Linked DNA regions of Homo sapiens: region 2 is linked to region 1. A link is a loop called in an ENCODE intact Hi-C map of the cell type or tissue named here. Cell type or tissue: natural killer cell. All regions are shown on one strand.

Evidence for each region. A loop is a pair of places that touch in the nucleus more often than their neighbours do. Peaks named below come from ENCODE experiments on the same cell type or tissue, not always from the same donor. Only the 100,000 strongest peaks of a DNase experiment are listed, where the experiment ranks them.
Region 2: a loop joins it to region 1, with 6 times the contacts of the local background. A loop is called at or near these places in 16 of 110 quality-filtered maps.

What each region holds. Positions count from the first base shown.
Region 1 is chr1:92,482,315-92,490,314 of GRCh38, reverse strand. GFI1 (growth factor independent 1 transcriptional repressor) reads left to right here and starts at 3,390. Exons shown (of 7, transcript NM_005263.5): 1 at 3,390-3,589; 2 at 6,729-6,942; 3 at 7,269-7,451. The coding sequence starts at 6,828. RefSeq lists enhancers at 3,184-3,233, 4,134-4,283, 4,206-4,806, 5,407-6,007, 6,608-7,207 and silencers at 3,354-3,563, 3,654-3,763, 4,384-4,433, 4,634-4,813, 6,594-6,723 and 1 more. In natural killer cell, a CTCF peak has its summit at 4,351; DNase peaks (open chromatin) are centred at 3,284, 4,314, 5,104, 5,614 and 5 weaker places; H3K4me3 peaks cover 4,916 bases; H3K27ac peaks cover 3,137 bases.
Region 2 is chr1:92,312,143-92,320,142 of GRCh38, reverse strand. The region is part of intron 6 of RPAP2 (RNA polymerase II associated protein 2); the gene reads right to left. It also overlaps a transcript of GLMN not described here. Among named protein-coding and RNA genes, the nearest start is that of RPAP2, 17 kb to the right of the region's middle. RefSeq lists a silencer at 1,957-2,251. In natural killer cell, no CTCF peak of the experiment used is centred here; DNase peaks (open chromatin) are centred at 2,132, 3,892 and 4,232; H3K27ac peaks cover 4,968 bases.

The sequences.
Region 1 (8,000 bases):
AAGCAAGGAAGATGATTGTCATGATTTTTATTTAAATAATTTTTACTATAAAAAGTTTATATTCCATTTAAGAAAACAGGAAAATAAAGAGAATAGAAAAAAGAAAAATAATTATAATATTCGGGAAGAAAAGCAGACTACTCAGTTGTATCTGTAATACGATTATAATTTTTGTTAAATAATAGAGCAAGAATACTTGAAAGTTGTTTTACAGAGTTTTATTCTTTTCTTATCAGATATATGTAGCATAATTTGTAATATAGTCTTATTTATATTATTATTTATAATATACAAATAATATAGCATAATTTCTTATACGTTTATATTTAAAACTCAGAAACCCTCATTTGGAGCATTCTCCCATTCTTGCTGCCCAAATGAACAGGTAAAGAGTGCAAATTAAAAGATTGTTCCAGCTGGGCATTGTGGCTCATGCCTGTAATCCCAGCACTTTGGGAGGCTGAGGCAAGTGGATCACGAGGTCAAGAGTTCAATACCAGCCTAGCCAACATGGTAAAACCCCGTCTCTACTAAAAATACAAAAATTAGCTGGGCGTGGTGGTGCATGCCTGTAATCCCAGCTACTCGGCAGGCTGAGGCAGGAGAATCGCTTGAACCCGGTAGGTGGAGGTTGCAGTGAGCAGAGATCACGCCACTGCACTCCAACCTGAGCAAAAGAGCAATACTTCATCTCAAAAAAAAAAAAAAAAAAAAGGTTGCTCCACAGTCTTGCGTGGTAGGTACCAGTATTCCGACTTTACAGGTGAGAAACAGGCTGAGAGTTGAGCTAACTTATCCAAGGTCTCAAAGCTGGTACTAGCAGAACAGAGATTGACAATCACATCTTACTAGCTTTTGAATGCCTGAACTCTTTTTTCCCTTCCTGGTATCATCATGGTGAGAATCAAATGAGGCAAACATAGAAATGTATTCTGGAAATGGGGGTATTGCCCCTCCCTGGGGTTTCAGGATCACCCACTTTTCCCATGCCGTCCCACAAAGGACAGAGATCATAATTGTAAAGCTTTGTGAAAAAATAAACAAGATACTGGTAATATCCTGTTACAATTTTCTTTTTGAAAATGTCTCAGCCAGGCACAGTGGTTCACGCCTGTAATCCCAGCATTTTGGGAGGCTGAGGCAGGAGGATCATTTGAGGCCAGGAGTTTGAGACCAGCCTAGGCAACATAACGAGACTCCATCTCCACTTTTTTTTTTTTAATGTCTCAAATCTTCTGTTGTAGGGAAATTCTGATCTATGAGAGGCTGCTTGAAATAAATGGGCTACTGGCCAAGGCTTGGAAATGTTTGTGGTATGAGAAGGTCAGTTGTTATTTGGCATCGACAGATACATTATTATTGCTATTTAGAAACAATTAGTTTCTAAATATTTGAAACAATTAGTTTCAAATTATTGAAAAGGCAGTAAATGTAAAATTATTCCTTTGGAAAGACCCTATTTATAGAAAATTGTGCCTCAGGTATACATTTTGCTTACCATTAGATCTATTTCAATTCCAAAGGAATATATGGAGGGAGAGGGAGTATTTGTAGCTTCTAAAAATGTTCATGGAGGGGTGGCTTATTCTCTTTGCCCTTAGTTTAATAGAAGCAAGAGGTAGTTTGGAGTAGCAGGAAGTCAGAGATGGGTTCATTGTATCGTTATTTCTAGTCCTAGCTCTTCACTGTCCTTGGCAAGGTTCTTAACCTCTCTGGGTTCCCCTCTTCTTACCTTTCTCCTATTCTTCCCCAAGTGTGGGAGTCACACTTCAACACTATACACCCGGGAGTGTTGTGTTGTTAAAAAGTATTGTTAAATACTTTTTAAACGTGTTGAATACTTGTTAAATACTTTTTAAATGTGTATTTATTTATTTGAGTTAGTACTACATACACATGGTTCAACATGTAAAAGACATAAAGGGAAATTCAGTGCCATCTCCCTCCCACCTGCTCCTTTCTGCGTGTCCCTGTTCCAGTTCTCAGTTTTCTTTTTCAAACTCAGAAATCCCAAGAGTCTGTGAAGGGCAAATGAAAAGCAAAATGACTAGACTAAATCTGAATGAAAGGGATTTATTCTAAGGTGATACTGCTCACTGCTCAAGGTGCTTATCTGCCCCCTTCATGGGCTCCCTCAAGTTTTCTGAGACTTCAAACAGCAACACTCAACTAAACTATAAAATAGTCACAGCACCTTTTCGAGAAATTTTGACTTTGAACTTGCTAATATGCAAAGGAAATAGTCCAACCATTTCTCTAGAACTTGGTTGATAAGAAATTTTATTTTGTCCCATTTATAATTTTATTCTAAAAATTTGTTTTTTTCTGCTATCGAGTAGGAGAGAAGGGAATAAGGGAAAGATTTGTTTTTGCACTACTGTGAGATTTTTATACCTTAGGCCAGGACAAAGCACACAAGAAATAAAATATTAACAAAATGTCCTTAATTTTCCTTTCTGACCAAAATTGCTTGCCTCTGCATTTATATATAAAGAAGGGATGTGTTGAGCAAATGAAGGAGGACAGCTAGGCAGACAAGATTTGCCCAGCGCCTGGCATACAATAGGGGCACAGGTCATTGCTTAACAAAACGTATAATTTATTAATACATGCTCGAAGCACTGCTATACTAACCAAATATTCCCTGCAAAATTTTAAATTTACAGTGCAAAATAAGAATAATTTAAAAACTGTTTCTAGAAAAAGAGCTTTAAGGGCTTCCCCCCCCATAACAATTTAAGATTAACCTAGAACATGGTAGTTATTTTGCAAGAACTGGGGAGCACCACTCTCTTCTCCTTGTGCATGTCTGACATTGGAGGCCTATTGTGCACGAAGTTGTGATCAAAATCCAAGTCAATTCATTTTGAAAAGTAACATGACTACAACATCCATCCACTCCAATGAGCAAAGGGTGTAGGCTTTGAGTATACACAGCAGGCCACACACTATGGGTCATGGCATACAGTCTAGCGTTGGAGGTTGCTGCATTTGTTCATGTATCTATGAGTTAGGTTTTAAGTTTTTTCCCCCTGTTCTATTAATATAATTAATTAGTTAATTAACCCCACTCATTCATTTACTCAGTCCACAGCCTTTTGTTAAGAGCCCGCCTAGGACATAAAGATGAAGATCCAGTGCCTACCCTCATGAAACATAGAATCCGAGCGAAGAAGGCTTACTTTGCAATAGTCATCCAAGTGGTGCTTTTATGGCGCTTTACTGCTCCCGCCAACACCCAGTGCCTGGGTATGACCTCAGGCGGTGGCAGAGCCCGCGTGCGAGGTCCCGCTCTCCCTGGCTTGCCCCGGCAGGGCGGAGTCAGCCTAGCAGCCGCCGGCGCTGCCCCCGCGCGGCCTTTAATTTTGCAGCTCCGACCACCGGAAATTAGTCGAAGGCTGAGCGGACCCGGTCGAGAGCCGGCGAGCTCCGCGCAGGGAGGGTGCGCCCACCGGTCCCGCCGGGCGCCCGCGGGACGCGCCGCCAGGGCCCTCTCCGCCGGGGGCTCGGCGCTCGCCCACCTCTTCCAAATTTAACCATTACCTAAATCCGAAGGGAAATGAGCAAACCTCTCGGATTGGGTGTCAAGGTATTTTCAGCCTCGTTGGGCGTATTTATCCCCAAGTGTTTCCACAACAAGCTATTTCGGGGCCTGCGGGGCAGGTTTCGCTCTGCGGACGCCGTGGCCACTCGCCGGGCTCCAGGCCGGCGGCACCGCGGGCCGGTGATTCACGGTCCCGACCCGGGGGTGGTGCAGCCCTAGGAGGCGGCGGGGTCGGGGGTGGGGGGGGCGGGTGACCGAGGCCTGAGGGGCGGGGAGGGTCCTCGGAGCGGGGCGCCCCCCACCCCTCTCTCGCCAGTCAATCTGTGTCCTCAATCTGTGGCTTCTCTCGCTGCGGAAGTCTCCCTGGAGCCAAGAATAGTTCATTTTCTTTCAAGTCATTTCTAGTGCCTAAGTGTCCGGACCTCCAATTTCCCCCATCCCCTGCCGACCCACAGGGAGAGAACTGGGAGGACTACTAAGGGGCGCGCGGGACGGGCTGGAAAGGCCAGGCCCCCCACCGCCTGGCCACTTGCGCAAAGGAGCGCGCCCGGCCGCCCGACGGGGGTTGGGAGCAGGTCTGGGAGGGCTATGCGAGCGACTCAGTAACGCTCAGGAAGTGAAGCTTGTGGTTTTGGGGGCTGAGCTCGGAAGGAGAATTTTTTTTTTTTTTAAGTCAGAGAGATAGAGCGGTCTCTCCCGAAAGCAAGATTCCGTTTGAAAACTCTCCTAGCGCGGTGCCCGCGCCGTGACTCCGCAGGTAGGTCCGCCGAGCCTGTTCTGCGCCTCCTGCCCTGGTGGGGGCGGCCGCGGGGACTCGCAGAGCACTGGCACTGCGGGGGCGATCAGAGGGCGCGGGCGGTTTCCCACCTGCTGCGGACCGCCGTGCGGGAGCCCAGAGAGCTCCGGCAGCTGGGTTAGGGCGCGACCCGCGCAGTGTGACTGGAAATCTGGAGCTGGGGGCGCGCAGCAGGCGGTCTGGTGGTTCGGCAGGGGAGCCAAATCCACCAGGGAAGGAAACATCTGGTGGGGAGGCGGCGGCAGCTGCGCTCGGGAGGACGCCCCCTTAGCGCCCTCGGCTCCCTCCTTCCTGGGCCCGGACGGTGAGGAGAGGCCTGAGCGCGCGGAGGGGCCGCCCCACCTCCCGCGCCAGCTGCAGCGCGGGGTTGCCTTCCCACGCGCTCGGCCCAGGCCCCGGGGCCCCTATCTCCTCCAAACTCTGTCGCTCCCCACAGGAACCAGCAAAGCGGGCCGGGGTGCGAGAGAGGCGTGGGCTTACAGCCCGGGTGGGGAGGCGGCCTCCGCGTCCGCCTGGTCTCTGGTGGCGCCAGCCCAGACCCAGCTCCGGCGCTGACAGTTACCCCGCCCCCATCTGTCCCGCTCCCAGCCAACGTGGGTCCAAGCTGCAGCGGGACCCTCGGGACAACGCCACTCCGTTTTTCTTTTCTTCCGAGTTTCGTGGCTGTTTAAAGAATTGGGTTTGGGGTTTGTGGCGTCTAATTGTACGGACGAGAAGTGCAGGAAGCGACAAAGCTCTAGCCCTAGGAGCCACCCCGGAGGGAGGCGGATGGCACTCTCACCCCTAGGGGCATTCTGGCGCTTGGGTAGCGGGAAACTTCGCGGGAGCCCCGCGACACGTCCCAGGCGTCTTTTCTCCCAGGTCTATTCCCATTCCTCCGGAGAAGGGGACACAATGGGGCTGGGGATCTGGAGCAGGGGGCCTGCACCCTACAGGGACCAAGGCCTGTAGGACTCGTTTGAGCTGAGAGCGCCAACGGACAGACGTAGACTGTGTGGCCTGCATCTTGCCTAGGAAGCCGAGGGGCTCCTAGTCCGGCAGTGGAAACAGCGCGAAGCCGGAGGACTGCAGGTCCTGCCCCGGCCCAGAGTTCCCAGCACCCTCGTTTCTGAACCAGCCGAGGCCACGGAGAACTGCTGTACTGCAGCTCACGTGTGAACCCGGTCACCATCGCCTTCACCCCGGGAGGAAGGCAGATTCGTTTACTCCAGACCACCTCGACTGTGGGGTACCGCCCCCGGAGCCGGCTGGAGCCTAGCGGCAGGCGCAGCCACGCCCTCCCGCTGCGCTCAGATTTCGACCTGGTATTAGGTGAACTGATTGGGGGTTAATGAGAGCGACGCCCCGGGCAGCTAGTTCCCTCCCGGGCCCGGGCCCGACCCCCGCTCTCTGCTAATGCAGCCTGCGCGCTCTGGCGTCCTGTCTTTTTTGTCTGCTAAATTGTCGGTGCACTACCGACTCGGGACACCTAGCATTTCCCAGTCAACGTTCGTGGATCGGGCTCCACCTCCCTAGGACAAGATTTTTTGGTGAGCAGAACGGAAAGTGCTTTTTTCCCGGGACCTGATTCCCGAGGTTAGGTCTCCATGGTCTGGGATGGCTCGCCGCAGCCTCGACCGGTGCCCGCCGCAGCCGGGAGTCCAAGGGCAAAGTTTCTCCTACGTGGGGCACTAGTGAGGGGCGAGTGGGATCACCCAGATGCGAGTTTCTCCTGGGGCGGGGGTTGGTCGTCTGTTGTTCCCCTCACTTTCCTGTCCCTTTGCTCTCCCACCTCCTTTCTCTGGCCTCTGCTGTCCCCAATCCCTCTGCTGCTGTCCTCCCGCCGCCCCACAGTTTTATCTTGTGTTCTGTTCCCCCCTCCCCCCGGTCCTTTCACTCCAGTTGGTAGCTGGCTCTTGGAGGTCTTGGCTCCTTGCCCCTTCCGGGTCCTCGACCACTGGGCATCCCCGGCCCCTAAACCGATCCGCGTGTCCCCGCCCTCCCTCGCCAGCCGTAAAGCACAGCCAGGCAGGCGATGAGTAGCTGAGTTGGGGTAACCCACCCGATGGGAACTACAGCTCTCCAGGGAGTTTGATTGCCGGAGCGAGCTTCGCTAGGAAAGGGGAGGAGCTGGGGGGCGTGGGCAGGGAGGAGGAAAGGGGCCTGAGACAGGGCCCCGGGACAGGTTTTACCGCTGAGCTGTGTCAGTGGCGGCGGCGGCAACGACGGCGGGTTCGCGCCACCTGTCCAAGTGCCACCTGGTAAGCGCGGCGCAGCAGGGTCAAGCCCCTCCTCCCGTGGGCCCTCTGCGCGCCTCCCTGGCCCGCGCTCTCCCTCCGCCTGGGTGCCCAGTCCGCCGCACCGGAGAGTACTGACCCACGTCTCCACCTGGTTTTCTTTCCCTCTCAGGTCTCCTCCGGGCTGGGGCTGAGCAAGCCCTCGGAGTGACCGTGGGTGACAGCGGCTCCAGGGACTCTTGGGGCGCAGTGGGGAAAGTGCCGGACCACCATGCCGCGCTCATTTCTCGTCAAAAGCAAGAAGGCTCACAGCTACCACCAGCCGCGCTCCCCAGGACCAGACTATTCCCTCCGTTTAGAGAATGTACCGGCGCCTAGCCGAGCAGGTGCGAGGCGCGCGCGGGCCAGGCGGGGCTGCTCCCCCGGATGCCTACTGCACCTCGGCACACCATTAGTCCGGAGCTGGGAGGGGCTGCCCCAACGTCCCTTTTGCTGCTGTTTTTGTTTCCTACTGTCCTGGTTCCTCCGGGTTTGTCTCCTAGGTGCCATGGCCTCTCTGCGCCTGCCCTCGGATCCGAGAGGGTTCCCGGCCGGGGTCTGGGTGGAGAGGGGAAGACGCTCGGCTGCCCTGGTCGGGGGATTGGGGGAGCCTTCAGCACCCTCAGACTCAACCGGTCCCAGCCTGAGCCCCTCACCTGCCTCCTCTTTGCAGACAGCACTTCAAATGCAGGCGGGGCGAAGGCGGAGCCCCGGGACCGTTTGTCCCCCGAATCGCAGCTGACCGAAGCCCCAGACAGAGCCTCCGCATCCCCAGACAGCTGCGAAGGCAGCGTCTGCGAACGGAGCTCGGAGTTTGAGGACTTCTGGAGGCCCCCGTCACCCTCCGCGTCTCCAGGTAGGAACCCACTGGGAACCTCTTGGGCGGGAGCTGCAGGGACCCGGCAGTGCTGGGGGGGAATTGGCGCGACCTTGGGCGTAGAAATGCTAACGGGGAGTTGGAGAGTCTTTCCGGGAGAAGGGAGCTGATTCGTAGGGGAAGGAGGCATCCGGCTTCTCTGGGACTTGGACAGCTTGCCCGCTGGGGCTGCTGCCTCCATCCCAGGCGGCAGGACCCTAGCTGCTTGTCGCTTAGATTCGTTTGCGCGGAGCTGGCCAGTGACGGAAAACAAACCAGTCGTTTCGACTGGCGGCAACGCTGACCTTTCATTTTCTGACCAGACCTGACTGTTTTATAAAGTGCTAGGATCCTGCAATCTAGACCCCCAAACCTCAAACAGAGAACAGGGCAGAACGGGCCAGGCAGAGGAGCTAGGCGCTGGGCGGCAGGGAGGGGGCAGGACGAAAATCTCAGCCCGCGGCTTGGTCTTCACAGGCGCAGATTGGGGGCCTGTTTCATTTTTCGTTTTGCCGGGTTAACCTAGCCTCAGGGGCCTGCTCTCTGGGT
Region 2 (8,000 bases), 170 kb after region 1:
TTGGACTAAAGTAAATCCCTTCCCTAAATTCCAGAGTCATCATTGTCTGTACAATTAACATAATTAATCATGAACTCCTTTATGGCCTACTACTAGAACCATTACCTAAATGTTTAACTTTTTCTTTTTCTTTTTTTTTTTTTTGAGATGGAGTTTTGCTCTTGTTGCCCAGGCTGGAGTGCAATGGTGTGATCACAGCTCACCATAACCTCTGCCTCCCGGGTTCAAGTGATTCTCCTGCCTCAGCCTCTCAAGTAGTTGGGATTACAGGCATGTGCCACCATGCCCAACTAGTTTTGTATTTTTAGTAGAGATGGGGTTTCTCCATGTTGGTCAGGCTGGTCTTGAACTCCTGACTTCAGGTGATCCTCCTGCCTTGGCCTCCCAAAGTGCTGGGATTATAGGCATGAGCCACTGTGCCTGGCCAATGTTTAACTTTTCATATGTTTAAGTCTGGTTTCTTAACTAGACTATAAGCTCCTTAAAGGCAGAGACTGTTTATAATTGTTGGATTTCCTTTACATGGTCAGTAAGACTTTTTGCCTTAATTTCTGAGAAAGCAGTTACATTGGAGTAGTAACAACCCCTCGCTCCCCACTGCCCCCACCTCAGCCTTCCACAGTGCTGGGATTACCAGGTGTGAGCCACCGCGCCTGCCAGACCTTAAAATTTAGTAGAAGAAAAATGCATGTTCTAAGAGCTTTACAGATATTGATCCTCATAACAACGATGTAGCTACTAATATTATCCCCATGTTATAGATAAGGAAACTGAGTACAGAGAGAATAAGCAATTTGCCCAAAATCACACAGCTAGTAGGTGGTGAAGCCAGGAATCAAACCCAGACAGTAAAGCTCATAATAACTACACTGTTATTCAAGACAATATGTGTTAAATGCCATGAGAGATGTATAAGCTGCTACAGGAAATCAGAGAAAAACTTGCTTCTGAGCCAATCAAAAGGAGTTTCAGAGAGGTGTCATTTCAGCTGGGCTTATAAAGATGGATACAGTCTGTATATAAAGGCATTTGAGGCTAATCCCTTGAATCTCCACTCTGGGGTATTTACTCTACAAACCTCTCCCTTTTTTCTCTTTTTTAAAGCATGTAATCGTGTTTAAATCTACCCAATCTCTTAAAAAAAACAAACAAACAATCCTTTGATCATACAGCCCCTACTCATTTCATCGTAAGCCTTTATTAAAGAAGTCTGCCCTCATCATTTTCAACTTCCATATTTCCTACTCAGTTATCAGCTTTCTGCCTTCTGGAATCTGTACTCATTTCTCTCCTGAAATGGCTCTCACTGAGATCACCAATTACTATAAGACTGCTCATAGATATTTTTCAGGTTTTTTTAAGGTAGAGGGAAAATAATCAATATGAAAGGATATCTCAAAGGAGGCAGAATACAAATAAATCATAAAGCAAGGCCCAGGAGAGAAAGTGGAATCAGTAAGATAAAGGAGGGTACTTTATCAGCAATGAGGCAGAGAAATGAGAGCCCATATGAAGAAAATAATGTTGAAGGAGTTTCTGCTGGATGCCTCCAATTGGTTCAGTAAAGTGGGTTAAACTATCTACTATGGTTGGTGGTCGATTCAAAGTTTGAGAGTAGAAAAGGTCTATTCTATAGTCAGTAAGAAAGAAAAAAAAGGTGGGAAAAACATAGTAGAGAGAACAGGGCCAAAGGGATACAATGAATGTAGGCTTGGATATCAGACAGACCTGGGTTTAAATCCCAAATCTATATGTAACTAAGTGTCCTTGGGTGAGTCACCATACCACTCTGAGCCTCAGTTCCACCATCCATAAAGTGAGTAACATAATATTTCCCCAGGGATGCTAAGAGGACTGAATTAAATGAGATAGCTTATCTAAAGCGCTAATGGTCTTATTTGAGAACTTTCCCCAAAATGTTCAGCAAGCTAAATAGAAAAAAAGTATGACTGGAGGTTGGGAAGGTGGACATGCCAGAAGGTTAAGGGAGAAAGAATCTACAATTGTTTAAGAGGACACTGTAATCGCTGACTGTAGAGCTCAAGAAAACAAAAGTAAGAGGGTCTGCCAACTCAGAAGAATAGAGCTAGGCTAGAGATAGGAGGTCAAAATGAGGTCACAAAGCAGACTCAGGAGTGATAGCTGCAGATTGAGATAGAGGTTGTGGTCAGAGACGGGAAGCTCTTATTTCAAGATCTTGAAGGCAGAATAGTTCCAAACAAGAATGAGGTCCAAGTGTAGCTCAATCAAATGGTAATCAAAATATATAAACATTACTGTAAATTATGAATGCAATTTAAGACAGCTTTATGCAACATCTCCTGCTATACAACTTGTTATTTTTTGAGAATTAAAAGAAAATTGTATCTTTAAAGAAGGCAAGGGAAAAAGCATAAGGTAGGCATCACCTACCATATGCTAGGTGGATTTTTTAAATTGTGGTAAAATTTACCGTTTAATACATTTTTAGGTATATAGTTCAGTAGCATGAAGTATATTTACACTGTTGTGCAACTATCGCCACCATGCATCTCCAGCACTTTTTCATCTTCCCAAATTGTCTGCTAGATGGTTTTACACATTATTTCATTTAATCCTCACACAATTTACAACTCTATTTTTATTTTTATTTTTTTTGAGACAGAGTCTCACTGTTGCCTAGGCTGGAGTGCAGTGGCACAATCTCGGCTCACTGCAACCTCCGCCTCCCAGGTTGAAGCGATTGTCCTGCCTCAGCCTCCTGAGTAGCTGGGATTACAGGCACCCGCCACTACGCCCAGCTCATTTTTTGTATTTTTAGTAGAGATGGGGTTTCACCATGTTGGCCAGGCTGGTCTCGAATTCCTGACCTCATGATTCACCCGCCTCGGCCTCCCAAAATGCTGGGATTACAGTTGTGAGCCACCGCACCGAGCCTTCAACTCTATTTTTATAGATGAGGAAACCGAAGTTTTGAGAGGTTAAATGACTTCCTAAGATCACATAGCTAACAAGTAGTAAATCTAGGATTCGAATTAGGCCAAGCCCTTTCTATATCCTGTTGCCTCTATTTAGTGTTAGAAAAAGACCCAAAAAAGTTGCAAGGATACCACCTTTGCTTAATCCCTTTCACAGGAACTCAATATACTTTACAAACTATTTTCTTCTCCTTTGTGTAATTTTTCTAAGAACTAAACTCAACATTGTTTCTAGATCTTAACTATCTTAAAGGAACCTTAAATACCTTCCCTCATCCCCAATCTATAAAGAATGGTACCTGACACTGAAATAAACTAGATTCAAGATTCGATATAAAATTCCAGTTTGTTTTTGCTAGGTGCTGTTTTAGAAAGAATGAAGCACCAAGTTACATTGCTCTTTCTTTTCTGTCCTTTCTTAGATGAAATCCAAATTTCTTTCGTTTGAAGAGAAAGTGCCATTTCTCTTCCAGCTAAGTATTTTCTATTATCTTCCCACAATTTTTGTTGTCCTGAAGATAGTTGTGAAAGCTCAGTTTACAAAACAAAAATATGTAACCATCCTAGTTAAAGAATGCTTGTAAGCTGTTTCTTTATAAACATTTTCATCTTACTTTCACTAAGGTATAAATTAGATGATTGGTTTTCATTTTAGCAAAGTAAATCTAAAACTAGAAATAACTTATGCCAAAGAACTTAGTGGATATATGTACATATTTATATATATGTGCATATATATCACTTGGAATATGTATGTTATATGTAAACCAACAGAAGCAGCAGGTATGGTGAGAACTTTTCAAATCTATTTTGAGACATGTCAAACCCTGTTTCAGAAAGCTTTTATTCTGCATACCAAGCAACAGAGGTGGCTGTTCAGGAAGAGGTTATAGTTGTTCTGCAGAGGTTTTTGGCTTCCGCACCTCTGAGATTCTACTGTTTACTGCCAAGAAGCAACGTGTGAAATCCCCTACTCTGGACCAGATGATGGCGCTTTTAGCTCTGTCAGCATTAACCATTCACCCCAATTTCATCTTTAAAATCATAATTTGATTTTCCACATTTGTCCTTCTTAGATTTAAGATTTTAGATTACAATGCAGGAGACTTCCCACCTTCAAAGGCTTGTCAGAGCCTACATTTAGCCAAACAGGATTTATAACTGCAACTATATAATTACCTATGTGAGCACACTGTCTCAGAGCATCAAAACTCTATGTGGTCTGTTTCTGGCCACCAAGTGGGTGAAAAATTTCTAACTCACAAGATGAGAAGCATCACAGTGCGTCACGACCCAGACCATTCTAGGTCAATGTTTTGTCTCTAACAGGGTATCAGGAGACATTTTGTGAGAACCACTGTTAGTCTCCATGACATTACGGATCTACTCCAGATATTTTACATACCTTAAAGATGAGGAGCTAGAAAACCTCCAAGGCCCTTTCTGACTCCAAAACCTTATAAAAGTATGGAGGTAGAATTTATGAATTTGTCTAAATCTTAAATTTATTTAAACATCTATACCAATGAGGTAGTGAGCTTACTGTGATATAAAGATATTACTCTTATAAATTCTAAGGGATATTGTTTGGTTTTGGTATTATAAAATCTGGTAAATAAATTTACACAAGCATACCTTGTTTAACTGTGCTTTCCTTTACTGCGCTTTGCAAATACTGCATTTTTTACAAATTGAATGTTTGTGGTAACTGTGTCTGCCAGTCTGTCAGCACCATTTTTCCAACAAAATGTGTTCTCTGTGTCACAGTTTGGTAATTATCATATTTCAAACTTCATTATTATCTGTTATAGTAATATGTGGTAATTTTTGATGTTACTGTTGTAATTGCTTTGGGGTACCATGAACCAAGCCCACATAAAATGTCAAACTTAATTGATAAATGTGTGTGTTCTGACTGATCCACCAACCAGCTGTTCACCCATCTCGCTTCCTCTTCTCAGGCCTCCCTATTCCTTGAGACACAACAATATTGAAATTAGGCCAATTAGTAACTTTACAATGGAAGACTCACTGACATTGAATACTGCTTTTCCTTTAAATTTTTTTTTTTTTTGAGACTGCAACAAGACAAGACCTCTGTCTCTCTGAAAAGCTAATTTCTATTTATTTATTTATGATTTTGAGACAGAGTCTCGCTCTTCACCCAGGCTGGAGTGCAGTGGCACTATCTCGGTTCACTGCAACCTCTGCCTCTCGGGTTCAAGAGATTCTCGCACCTCAGCCTCCCGAGTAGCTGGGATTACAGGCGTGAGCCACCATGCCCGGTTAATTTTTGTATTTTTAGTAGAGACGGGGTTTTGCCATGTTGGCCAGGCTGGTCTCAAACTCCTGACCTCAGGTGATCCACCTGCCTTGGCCTCCCAAAGTGCTGGGATTACAGGTGTGAGCCACCACACCCAGCCTTTTTTTTTTTTAATTTATTGAGATGGAGTCTCACTCTGTTGCCCAGGCTGTAGTGCAGTGGCACCATCTCAGCTCACTGCAACCTCTGCCTCCTGGGTTCAAGTGATTCTCCTGCCTTAGCCTCCCAAGTAGCTGGGATTACAGGTGCATGCCACCACCTATTTTTGTATTTTTAGTAGAGATGGGGTTTCACCCTGTTGGCCAGGCTGGTCTTGAACTCCTGACCTCAAGTGATCCACCGGCCTTGGCCTCCCAAAGTGCTGGATTACTGGTGTTAGCCTCTGTGTCCAGCTGTAATCTAAGAGTCTATCAGTTGTGAGATCCATTTCAATTGCACAGATGTTAAAAATGTAAAAATGTATGCAACTTAGAATAAATAAAATGCACTACTAAATGCAAAAAAAAAAAAACCCAAAAACCAAAAAACAACAGCAACAGCAACAACAACAAAAAAACCCTTACAATGGCCTCTGAGTGTTCAAGTAAAAGGAAGAGTCACACTTTCTTTCACTTTAAATCAAAAGCTAGAAATGATTAAGCTTAGTGAGGAAGGCATGTCAAAAGCTGAGACTGGCCAAAAGCTAGGCCTATTTTGCCAGTACGCAAGTTGTGAATGCAAAAGAAAAGTTCTTAAAGGAAATTTAAAATGCTAGTCCAGTGAACACAAAAAAGCAAAACAGCCTTATTGCTGGTATAGAGAAAGTTTTAGTGGTCTGGATAGGTTAAACCAGCTACAACATTCCCTTAAGCCTAATCCAGAGCAAGGTTCTAACTCTCCTCAATTCTGTGAAGACTGAGAGAGGTGAGGAAGCTGCAGAAGAATAGGTAGAAGATAGCAAAGTTTGGTTCATGAGATTCAAGGAAAGAAGCCATCTCCACAACATAAAAGTGCAAGGTGAAGCCACAAGTGCTGATGTAGAAGGTACAGCAAGTTATCCAACAGATCTAGCTAGGAGCACTGATTAAGATAGCTACACTAAACAAATTTTCAATGTAGACAAATCAGCCTTATATTGGAGGAAGATGCCATCTAGGGATTTCATAGCTATAGAGGAGAAGTAAATATGTGGCATCAAAGCTTCAAAGGACAGGATGACTCTCTTGTTAGGGGCTAACGTAGCTGGTAACTTTAAGTTGAAGCCAATGCTTATTTATTATTCTGAAAATCCTAGGGCCCCTAAGAATTATGCTAAATCTACTCTGCTTGTGTTCCATAAATGGAACAGCAAAGCCTAAACGACTGCACATCTGTTTACAGCATGGCTTACTGAATATTTTAAGCCAACTGTTGAAACCTACTGCTCAAAAAAAAAAAAAAGATTCCTTTCCAAATATTACTGATTATTAACAATGTACCTAGCCACCCAAGAACTCTGATGCAAATGTACAAGATTAGTGTTGTTTTCATGCCTGCTAACACAATATCCATTCTGCAGCCCATGGGTCAAGGAGTAATTTCAACTTTCAAGTCTTAAGACATACATTTCCTAAAGGTATAGTTGCCATAGAGTGATTCCTCTGATGGATTTGGGCAAAGTAAATAGAAATCCTTCACGAAAGGATTCACCATTCTAGATGTCATTAAGAACATTTGGGAGTGGGCACAGTGGCTCATGCCTGTAATCCCAACACTTTGGGAAGCCAAGGTGCGTGGATTACTTGGGGCCAGGAGTTCGAGACCAGCCTGGCCAACATGGCAAAACCCCCATCTCTACTAAAAATACAAAAATAAGCCGGGTGTGGTGGCGCATGCCTGTGGTCCCAGCTACTTGGGAGGCTGAGGCATGAGAATCGCTTGAGCCTGGGAGGTAGAGGTTGCAGTGAGCTGAGATTTCGCCACTGAACTGAGGAGGCAGAGGTTGTAGTGAGCCAAGATCGCGCCACTGCACTCCAGCCTGGGTGACAGAGTGAGACTCTGTCTGAAAAAAAGAAAAAAGGAAAAAAAAAAAAAGAACATTTGGGATTCATGGGAGGAGGCCAAAATATCAACATTAACAAGTGCTTGGAAGAAGTTGATTGTAACCCTAATGGATGACTTTGAGGGGTTCAAGACTTCCGTAGAGGTAGTCACTATGGATATGGTGGAAATAGCAAGATAAGAATTAGAAGTGGAGCTTGAAGATGTGACTGAATTGCATCAATCTCATAATCCAACTTGAACGGATATACAGCTGCTTCTTATGGATAGGCAAAGAAACTGGTTTCTTGAGATGGAATCTACTCCTGATGAAGGTGCTGTCAACATCGTTGAAATGGTAACACAAGATTTAGAATATTCCATAAACTTAGCTGATAAGCAGCAATGAAGTTTGAGAGGACTGACTTCAATTTTTTTTTTTTTTTGAGACACGGTCTTGCTCTGTTGCCAAGGCTGGAGTGCAGTGGTGTGATCTAACTCACTGCAACCATGAACTCCTATGCTCAAGTGATCTTCTAGTCTCAGCATCCCAAGTAGCTACAAGGACTACAGTTGTGTGCCACCACACCCAGCTAATTTTTTATTTTTTAAATACTTTGTAGAGATGGGTCCCTCTATGTTGCCCAGGCTGGTCTCAAATGTCTTGTTTAAGTGATCCTCCTGCCTTGCCCCGCAACAATGCTGGGATTACAGGCATAAGT